Regions from separate parts of the Mus musculus genome. Here region 2 is linked to region 1. A link is a contact called in ENCODE POLR2A ChIA-PET data. All regions are on one chromosome and are shown on one strand. Each heading gives the region's core, a stretch centred on a gene start or an enhancer-like site at or near the end of the contact. The rest is flanking DNA. Distances are from core to core; before and after follow the strand shown.

What was found. ChIA-PET counts read pairs that join two places held with the same protein, here RNA polymerase II (POLR2A).
Region 2: POLR2A ChIA-PET joins it to region 1 with 15 read pairs in Patski. The contact joins two enhancer-like sites. POLR2A ChIA-PET finds 5 or more read pairs at or near these places in 2 of 5 experiments (Patski and embryonic stem cell).

Annotation. Positions count from the first base shown.
Region 1 is chr2:145,672,732-145,677,801 of GRCm38, forward strand. No RefSeq gene overlaps it. Among named protein-coding and RNA genes, the nearest start is that of BC039771, 26 kb to the right of the region's middle. Within about 2 kb of position 2,745, at least 1 of the 3 ENCODE cell types and tissues checked has a DNase peak (open chromatin) inside an H3K27ac peak, as active enhancers do.
Region 2 is chr2:145,855,394-145,860,873 of GRCm38, forward strand. It overlaps Rin2 (Ras and Rab interactor 2), which reads left to right. Exons shown (of 13, transcript NM_028724.4): 8 at 3,048-3,139; 9 at 4,621-5,480. Among named protein-coding and RNA genes, the nearest start is that of Gm39954, 36 kb to the right of the region's middle. Within about 2 kb of position 4,123, at least 1 of the 3 ENCODE cell types and tissues checked has a DNase peak (open chromatin) inside an H3K27ac peak, as active enhancers do.

The DNA.
Region 1 (5,070 bases), core at 1,495-3,994:
TTCTTTCTTTCTTTCTTTCTTTCTTTCTTTCTTTCTTTCTTTCTTTCTTTCTTTCTTTCCTTCCTTCCTTCCTTCCTTCCTTCCTTCCTTCCTTCTTTCTTCCTTCCTTCCTTCCTTTCCTTCTTTCTTTCTTTCTTTCTTAAGATTTATTTTATTTATATGTGTACACTGTAACTGTTTTCAGACACACCAGAAGAGGGCATCAGATCCCTTTACAGATGGTTGTGAGCCACTATATGGTTGCTGGCAATTGAACTCAGGACCTTTGGAAGAGCAGATAGTGCTCCTAACTACTGAGCCATCTCTCCATCCCCCGGGACATCCACTTCTGTCACTTATAACATCCCCTCATACTGTGGACGTGAATCCTAATAACACGGTGTAGTCAGGTGTATGACTAGAGCCTCAGTACTTACACTGGTATTTAGAACGTGACACTGCAGGGAAGTCCTGTGTTCTCTTTTCTCTCTGAAGCTTCAGCAGTTTTGACCCACAAAACTAACTAGTGATAAACACGCTGATAAGAAAATGCATATGAATTTACTAATGTGTAGAAACAGGAACCATCTGCTAAGGGCAAGACTCAAAATAAGGGGGCTGGACAGCGGGAGCTAGAACAGCATTCTTGGCCAGTAGAGATGGAAGCTTGAGTTACTGTAAAGAAGAGAGCTAAAGACACTGAAGGACGTTAGTTTCTCTGTTGGGGAAGTGAAATTCCCCCAAGTGACAGTCACTAGAAAGCTGTTCTAGGCCAGGTGTCACCCTGGTCTCCCTCTTGCAATGAAAAGCTTCTTTGCAACTACTCTATGCCTTCATTACAGGTGTGAGTTACCCACAAAGCATAGCTTTTCAGAGCTATCCCAGGTCTACAGTCCCTTTGAACAGCCATCTTGAAATATGCTAAAGAAGTATATGTTGGCAGTGGTCCATTTAGAATTTCCTCTGTAGGGACTCCACAGATGGATCCCAACTCTGAGACATTTTCCAGATTGAGGGAAGAGTAGGACAAAATGGGCTCCAATTTTCTGAAGAGACTGAAGACAAGGGTGGTCCATGAAGCAGTGTCCAAGGAATTTTGTAGGCAGGTAAGATGAAAGAATCAGAAGAAAAGGGTGAAGGCCAGCACTAACCTGGGGCCCACTGTCTACTAAGGTGCATCCTCTTAGGCTCAATGAGCTGGAGAAAACGAGGGGCAGGAGCACCGTCACTCTGTGTTCACATATCCAGCTTAGGAACTGTCAGTGGTCCCTTCAAAATCGGTGGGATTCCAAGTGCCTCTGCAGGGCTGTGAGCCTGCTCTGTGCCCCCTGGCGCTCTCTGTCTCTCTGTCTGTCTCTCTGTCTCTCTCTAGTTTTCTTCTCTGCTTCTACACTGGGGTTTCCGGCTACAGCAGATGGTGAAATCCACTGCTCAAATCCTCGCGAATTTCTATCTTTCCCCTCAGAGTCTATGCCCCTCCCCCATTCCCCCCAGATACTCTGCTAAACTCCCTCTCTTATTTTCCCAGGACCACCTGCAGGAGGGGTCTTCCACAGCCCAACACGATTTCATTCTATAACCTGGGACACACACACACACACACACACACACACACACACACACACACACACACGAGGGTTCCAGCTATCCTTTTTTTCCTTCATCGCTATCTAGTCTAATGTCCCAGTAATTTGCCTGTGGTGTGCGCTACTTCCCTTCTGCCAGCCCATCCTTATCCCTCTGCATGTCATAGCCACCAGAGGAGGGAAGATGATTTCTTCTCCAATACATCTCAAGCTTAGAACCCAGCCGGATGCATAGCTATTACTAAATTATTAAGCAGGCGATTCGGTACACAAAGAGAAGTGCAGTTGATGGCTTAGGTTTTGCTGGTGCTGGGCTGCTGGTACTGAGTGGTAAGTACTGTTTTGGCTTGTTTTCGCTTTTAATTTAGAAGCCTGCTTTCACAAGCATCTATTCTCTGCCTTAGGTGGGAAGTAAGCACATACAAAGATAAGGTCTCTATTCCTTTTCCAATTCTGGGCAAAACAAGAGTCTCTTTGAACACCCTTAAGACTCTCTTTGTGACACCGGCCACTTAGGTAATTGCTAGCTCAGCTTACAGGGTCTCCGTTTCCCACACCGCTCCTTCCCTTCCTTCCTGCGAAGGTTAGACTTTGGAGAGTAGGGCCAACCCCATCTCCCAGACTGGTGCCCTGCGGCAGCACGCGTACAAACCCCAGCAGCCACGCCATCGCCGACCCCAGGGTGTGGACCGCGCCTCACGCCCCCCCCCACTACTCCCACCCCCTCCACCACCACCCAACTCCCCATCTCCTCGCAGCTGGACTTCTCCAGCCTGCGTGGCCCTTTCCCCGGATCCGAAGTCGGTCTAATGCTTGCACGCATCTGAGGAAGAAAGGAGAAAGGGGAAACCTCCCAGAAACAAACTCTGGCAGTGGAGACAGGCGCAGAGGGAACCGGGTGGATCGGAGGAGGTTCAGGGCGGGTCCAGACAAGTTTGCTCCGGGTTAGGTAAACTTTTCGATTCCCAATCCATACGCCCCAGTTTGAAAGTTCCTGGTAACCCGGCGATTGCCCGAGGGTAGGCGGGACCAGGGGTCGCGCAGGCGCCTTGTTCTTCAACTCCAATCAGCTCGCCCCGACTGGGTCCCAGAGAAGCTGGGAGGGGACCCCAGAGGAGATCTTCAGAGGGGCTGGGCGGAGGCACACAAAGCCTTTCTCTCCTCCCTCCGGCCACGCCCCTTCTCTCCTCGGCCTCTTCTTCCTCCTCCTGGGCGGAGAATTCTAGTCCTACTCGGTCACTGACCTGCCGGTCGCCCCCGCCTCCCAGATCTGCACCAAGGGAGCAAGGTAAGGGGTGGCAGAGGCGGAGACCACACCTCAAGTGGGAGAACCGGGCACCATGCGCGAGGTGCAGTTCCCCACTGCCCTACTGTCGCTTGAGATAAGGAGAGAGCCAACCAGCTAGCGTCCTCAGCGGTCCTAAAGGACCGATAGTGGAAGGAGCAATGGGCAGCCAGGACACCAGGACTTGAGGCAGAGTGACATTCTGGAGTCGGATTCAAGGAAGATCACGGGGTGTCCTCGGCTGACCTTTGCAGAGATTGGGTAGGGGGCAAGCCACCGAGGGTGAGGGCCGGATGATTGGCGGTGCAGGTGCGTGTGCATACGAGCGTACCCAGGAGCTGGGAGGTAGAGAGATCTTTGTTGAGTTCTACCTGCGGCGCCGCCTGCCGTGTGTCAAATGCGCCTGTGCTGGCCAGATCCCAAGAGTCACAGTGCTGAGTTGCAGAGCACACATTGTGATCCGCCACTTTCTCCTTACAGCGAGGCAGAGGGGTCAGCGAACCCCCGGCAGGAGGGTGCTTGGGCTGTTGCAGGCAGTGATTGAGGGCGGTACAGCTATTAGTGCAGGGGTTCTGGATTCCAGCTGGGAAGGGACAGGGCCATTTTCCCCCTTGAAGGCCTATGGGTTTCCCCCTCTGAGCTGTTACTCCTCTCTTAGCCTGGGCTCCCTGGAGCTTGGCGTCCCACACTCATCCTGCGATGGAGGTTCTTCGACGGCTGGAGCATTGCAGGGTTTGCCGAAGTTCAGCCGGAAAGTGATGCTGCCTTGCCAAGAAATACAAGGCAAGGTCGGCCTTTGGGCCTTGAGAGGCGCCTCTCTTCTCAGAGCCCTCAAGTCCCTGGGGGCTTTCCTAGTTCTGCTGCAGAAGCAAAAAAAAAAAAAAAAAGCAGCCTCTGAACACAGTGCAGCCTCACTTTCTTGCAGAGCTTGGACACATTGTGGTTTCTTAGGACCATGGTACATTCACCAACCGGACTTTGTAAATATTGAAGCAAAAATAAACACTTGGCAACACTCAGAAATTAAGATAAATAGTAACCCCAGCACAATGCTTTTTAAAAAGAAACTTGTTTCCAAAGATCTGTGACGAGCAAAATGTCAACATTTTAAATAAACACAGGTGCTGGCTGTTTTGTTGGGGCATTGTTGCTCAGTGGAACCAGAGCCCCCATTTGTCCCTGCTTCGTGGTTTATGAGGGTTGACAATGGCATGCAGCAGATTGGGCAAGCTGGGCTTTCTTCATCATCTTGTTTATTGACTGCAGAGCTTTTATTAACCTTTCCCCTAGTTCAGGCTGGGGAGGATGTTTTGATAAGGGCACAGAGGGGCTCATTTTCCTTCTGGCCTCAGGCTCCCTATGTCTCTGGACTTTCATATCCTTTAGTGCTTTCACCTCCTTAGGGGACATTGGCTTTTAGAGGGGCTGCAAGGAGCCTTTATATTTAGGACTTGGGAAGAAGGGCGTTGACAGGACCTTTAGTTTGGGTTTTTTTTTTCTAGGTCATTGAGGCTGAGGCATGTGATGGAGAAGGACAACCAGCTCCTAGGAATGCCCTCATGTGCATGGGTTCTCTGATTAAGTTCCCTCTAGGGTAGGTGAGTGCTTGTTGAGAGATGACACCCGTGCTGCTTTGAATTCCAATGGACCCAACAGGCTCATGTGTTTAGATGCTTGGTCTCTAGTAGGTGGAACTGTTTAGGAAGGATTAGGAGGAGGTGTGGCCCTGTTGGAGGAGATATGTCACTGGGGACTAGGAGTGGACTTTGAGGCTTCAAAATTCATGCCATTCCCAGTGTGCTCTCTGCTTCCTGTTTGTGGATCAGGATATGAGCTCTCAGCTGCTGTTTCCATCATATCTGCCAGCCTATTACCATGCTCCCTGAATCATGGTGATGGACCCCTGTCCTCTATCCCTCTGGAATTGCAGGCCCTAGATAAACCCTTCTCTAATTTGCCTTGGCCATAATGTTTTATCATAGCAATAGGAAAGCAACCAAAACACCACCCCCCAGTGACTTTCATTCTCCTCCAAGGGGGCCCTCCCCAGGGCCTCTCCAAAGTCAAGGTTTGTGCCTACTGAAAGAGTTGTTTAGCTCCCTAGAAGCAACCTCCTTACTTAACTAAGTCCTGGTCCTCTGCTTAGAGACAGATACATCCTATCCTTTCTCAGGGGTGAGTTGCTTTGGGAGATCCCCGTCATTGAGCCCACTCTTCATG
Region 2 (5,480 bases), core at 2,873-5,372, 180 kb after region 1:
TCATGCGTGTGTGTCATGGGTGAGTGTTAAGATGCTGGGTACTCCAGTGTAAGATGGCTCATGTACAACATCTAATTGTCTAAATAAGTCAAAACCTACAACCGTCTATTAACAAAAGCCAGGTATAGCTTCCTGTCCTATGTCATTAAGAAAACCCAAGCCGTCAGATGATGTTTAGACTCCAGGCAGCATGCTGAGCTAGGGAAAAGCTTAAAATAAACATAGGCTGGTTTTGTTACACGTTACTTTTCTCTGCATTGCATAAAGAAAGTAGATTTGAATGGACTGAGTGAGGTTTTTACAAACACGTGTTTGCGATATACTTTCATGTTACAAGATTCTAGTTCTCATTGATCTCCACTTCAGGTTAGAGCCAGGGTCACTGCCCCAACAGGACACTGAAGAAACTGTTCACAATCTCAGGTCAGGTGTAAAGGCCTCATGGAAGCAGGAGTCAATCAGGGCTGGAGAAGCAGCCTCCTGACATCGGAGTAGAGCATGGTAGAGTTTGGGTGACACAATCGGGTGTTAGAACACCCTTGCTTTGTTATTTTCATGGACTCTGCAGCTTTGTAATTGACTGTCAACAGCTTTAAGCGTTCCAAGATTTTTCCAGCCGCCCAGATTTGATCTAGTTCATTCCACGGTGTTGCCTAATCTCACCATAAACAACAGGATGATCTGGTGTGTGATTCTCTTCAACAGAAACTTGCAAGGCATGGTTTTGATGACAAAATAAGAGGCGGGAGCTTCCGTTTCTATCGCTCACTAACTCCGTGCCTGCCACAGTGACCCACTTGCTGCTGTTCTCCATGTAGCAGGCCCTCCCCATCCCAGGCCCTGTTCACCAACTGTTCCCACTCCCTGGAATTGTCTTCCCTGTGTGATTTACTCACTGGATACATCTTCTCCTGCTTGTGTGTGTGGCGTGTATGCATTGTGCATGTGTGTGGGTGCATGTGGGCAGGGCACACATGCATATATGTGCTATTGCAGGAATCACCCTCAGTGGAACATCCACCTTACTCACTGAGGCAGGGTCTCTCAGCCAAAGCCAGAGCTCAGCACTATGGCTATTCTCACTAGGCAGCTTGCTCTGGAAGTTCCTTACCTCTGCTTTATGAGGCTGTGTTACAGGGGTCATCTACCCGCCTGACACTTACATAGGTTTAAAGGTTCTAAATTCCGGTCCTCAAACTTGTGAGGCAAGTGCTTTAACTACTGGTCATTTCTTGAGACCCCCTTTCTCCCCCAGACTGTGTGGGTATGTGTGTATATATGTATATATATATGTATATTACATAAAATCTGAATTAACTATTTAGAAATCTTGGCCTAGGTTCCAATTGCTTTCAAATACTCTTTTTTCTTTATTGGCTTAATTTCTTTTTTAAAGGGTGAGTGGGGAGAGGGGGGGTTGCTGGTGCCATGGCGTGCATGTGGATGCCGGATGCCAGAGCACAACTCTTGGACTCAGGTCTCTCCATTCATCTTTCCATGGGTTTTTTGGATCAAGCTCGGGTGTCCAGGTTGGCATAGCAACAACCTTTATTCACTAGGCCATCTCACTGGCTGGCCCTCTTATATTTTTATTTTTATTTATTTTATTTTTGAGGCAGGCTGTTCTGGAATTTGCTGTGTGGCAAATTCCAGCTGGCCTGGAACTTCTGATCCTCCTGCTTAAGCCTCCTTGTCATACACAGTGCTGCAAGCGTGCCTCCTAACACCTGGCTTCAAGCAGTCTGTTTCCCCTTCACACATGTTTTCCCATGGTCTGTGGCCCTTCCCATAAATTCTGTACATAGCTTACTTGTTTATATCCTGGTAGTGTTCATTGTCTTGGTTCTCTCCTCTGGCAGGGACGTGTGTTTTCTTCCTAGCCCAGAACAATGTCTGTTTCTCCTAGCTGATAATAAACATTTGTGGAGTGAAGGAGTAGATAATTAATTTTTATAAGTCTAACAACACTATCAATAAATAAATAAATAACACCTTTTTGTTTGGGTCACTGTTGTCTTTGAATATGACATTCACCTGGACAGGGGCTTGTGCTGACACCTGTGTTAACCTTATGAGTTCTAAGAGCTTGGTTCTCAGCCTTGCAGATGAAAATGAGCAGCTGTTTCTTCCATCTGCCTCTCCCCTGTCTGAGAAACATACCATGGCCCATGCATTTGCTCCTGAAGACTTTATGCCCTGACCATGGCAGGATCCTGTTGTCGGCTTGGTGCTTTCCTATTAGGCTTGTCACTCTCTGGGTCCCCTCTGCATATGGCACATCAGCACATGGTGCCATGATCTTTGATGGTTGTTGACATGAGGCACCTGAAACTTACCTTCGAAGGTTGATCCAATGGCAAGTGACATCCATGACCTGGGAGTCCCACCCATATTGCCTGAATCTAAGTATGCAATTTGTAATATGACTAGACTGACACCCCCCGCCCCCCGAGACCTATGTATGTGTACATCCAAGTTAGAGCACATCAGCTGTAAAACACAGTAGAGACTTTCATTTCCAGCACACAGAGGTCACACGAGTGATCTCCAGTTGGAATGTGGCACAGTGAAACTGCATTCGATACTTCCTTGCCAGCAGATACTCACTTGCTGAGCGCCTGCTGCCTGTAAGGTGATGGGGATTGATGATCGAATGTCCCTGTCTAGAGAGGAAGAGTGCAACACGAGGGTTGGCATCTCGCCAAGCGGGTCACCCTGCATTGCAGGAGTGATGAGATTGCCAGCATAATCATTCTGATATTGAACTCTGCACCCCTAATGCTACCCATCAGGGAGACTTGATCATTGGCACAGATTCAATCAAGCAGCCTTGTGTCTCGGCCTGTCCCACAGTGGGATAAATCAGATGAGAGTCACCAAAAAGAGAGAAGGTCTGGTTGCGTGTGGTATGGTGTCCACTTGAGATGTTTTCGACGGTTTAAGATGAAACATTTCCAGAGTAAAAAAATAATAATAATAATAATGTAAGAGAGAGTCACCAGCCAAGTAATTACAAACCTTCTCTCTCTCCATTTTGCTTGCAACAGGGACGTTTTGCCATTCACCTTGAAGCTGCCTTATGCCATTTCAACAGCCAAGACGGAGTCTCAGCTTGAAGAACTAGCCCAACTGGGACTAAGTAAGTGGGTGTCCGTGCATGGCTCTATCTTAAAATGAATCCCTTGTGGCCCCATGCTACATCAAAAACACTTGTAAGAATCTCACTTCCATAACAAAATGCAGCTCATGGAACCATGAGGTCCCTGAGTCACATTTTCTAGGATTCATTACCCAATGCCCATCCGACTCTCAAATACTGGAGCTAAGTGTGCCTCGGTAACCCCTAAATCTCCTCTCATCAAACTAGCAGGGCTCCCCAGAAGTAGTGAGCTCAGCATAAGCCTGTTTGAGATGCCAGAGCCTTCCCTTCCTGTGGCGTCTTTCTGGGGAAAGGCAGCACTAAGGGAAAGAGAGGTGCAGTGTGGGGCTTTTATCCTCAGTGGTACAGAGGCACCTCTGCTACTCTGGTGCTGTGAGGAGAGTAAGGATGAAGATCTCTTAATGACACCTGTCTCTTCCCCTCTTAATCAGCTATACACACACACACACACACACACACACACACACACACACACACACACACACACTGCTGTGGGCCATGTCCCTCATCCTACCTAAGGTCCTTACTCAGGCAGGTGGGACTCACTGTAAGTCTGCTTCTGCTAGTCGCCCCACCCCCACCCCACAGCAAGATTCTACCACACAGTGGCTGACAATACACACAGTTCACCTGGTTTGACTTTACCCCAATGCTCTGGCAGAATCAGTATGAGTTTAACTTTAGTTAAAATATTTTCCTCCTAGATGGAAAGAGAATTCTTTTTAAGATTTTAGGACTTTGGTTTTTGGATAGGTTGACAATCAGACTACACAGTGTTTGATGTCTAGAACCTAATATGAACACACACACACACAGACACACACACTCACTCTGTATCCCTAGTCTACCCCCTGTAGGGATGGGACCCTTGAATGCCGTTTTCCCTCTTTGTTGGGTTTTAATGCTGAATCTGTAAAACCACAAGTAGGTTGTGTAATATCCCCCAGGCCCAGCTGCTGGTCCTACCTCATAAAGGGGAACTTGGAGGCCAGATGGATTCCTTGGCTGGCCGCCTCCTCCTTGGAGGGCACCCGGGAGAAGTAGATTGGAAAGGGTGGCGTTGCTCTCTAGGCTAAGTGGGATTTTGAAAAGCACAGGCTCAGTAGTTCCGTGTCTTTTACGAGCTTATCCTGGACTCATTCCAGTTTTCTTTGTCCTTCTTACCTGTGTGAAGGGCTGGGCTGGAGCTGCCTGTTGGCTCAGCCAACCTTTCTCAAAGGCTTTGAAGGTGAGAGGCCCCTGGTGGCGTCTCCCTGTGAACCCATAGCTGCCTTCATGCCCTTTCCAGTAAGGGAAAGGGGGGCGGAGAGGATCAAAGGAAAAAAGCAGACCCCAAGTTAAGCCCCTGTTGCCCCACAGTGTGTGTGTGTGTGTGTGTGTGTGTGTGTGTGTGTGTGTGTGTAGGAATGTCCCGAGTGCACTATATTTACATTCTTGTCTTTGCTGATAATGACTTACAGATTTTTGGAGCTCCTCGGCAGACAACAAACCCCTGAACTCCCCACCTCCCCATAGGCCTCTTCCCTCAGCCGGCATCTGCCCTGCCTCCTTGCGTCAGCTCTGCCTTATAAATGGAGTGCATTCTATAAAAACCAGGACGCCTTCGGAGCTGGAGTGCAGCCAGACCAACGGAGCCTTGTGTTTTATTAATCCTCTTTTCTTGAAAGTGCACAGCCAGGACCTCAGCACAGGCCCAAAGCGGCCGAGCACAAGGACTCCCAACGCGAATGGCACCGAGAGACCTCGGTCCCCCCCACCCAGGCCCCCGCCACCCGCTATTAATAGTCTGCACACAAGCCCTGGGCTATCCAGGACTGAACCCCAGACGAGCATGCCAGAAACAGTCAACCATAGCAAACATGGGAACGTAGCTCTGCTTGGAACAAAACCAACTCCCATCCCTCCACCCCGGCTGAAGAAGCAGGCTTCTTTTTTGGAAGCAGAAAGCAGCGCCAAGACCTTGACTGCCCGCCGGCCCAGCCGGAGGTCGGAGCCGGAGCCCGAGCTAGAGCTGGAGTTAGAGATGGGCACAGCTGGGCACGCAGGTGGAGCCCCGCCTAGGGACGCCCCCGGGGATTGCACAAGGGCGCCGCCGCCCGGCTCTGAATCACAGCCACCACCGTGCCATGGAGCCAGGCAGAGGCTGAGCGACATGAGCCTTTCCACTTCCTCCTCCGACTCGCTGGAGTTCGACCGGAGCATGCCTCTGTATGGGTACGAGGCTGACACCACCAGCAGCCTGGAGGACTACGAAGGGGAGAGTGACCAAGAGACCATGGCACCTCCCATCAAGTCCAAAAAGAAGAGGAACAGCTCTTTT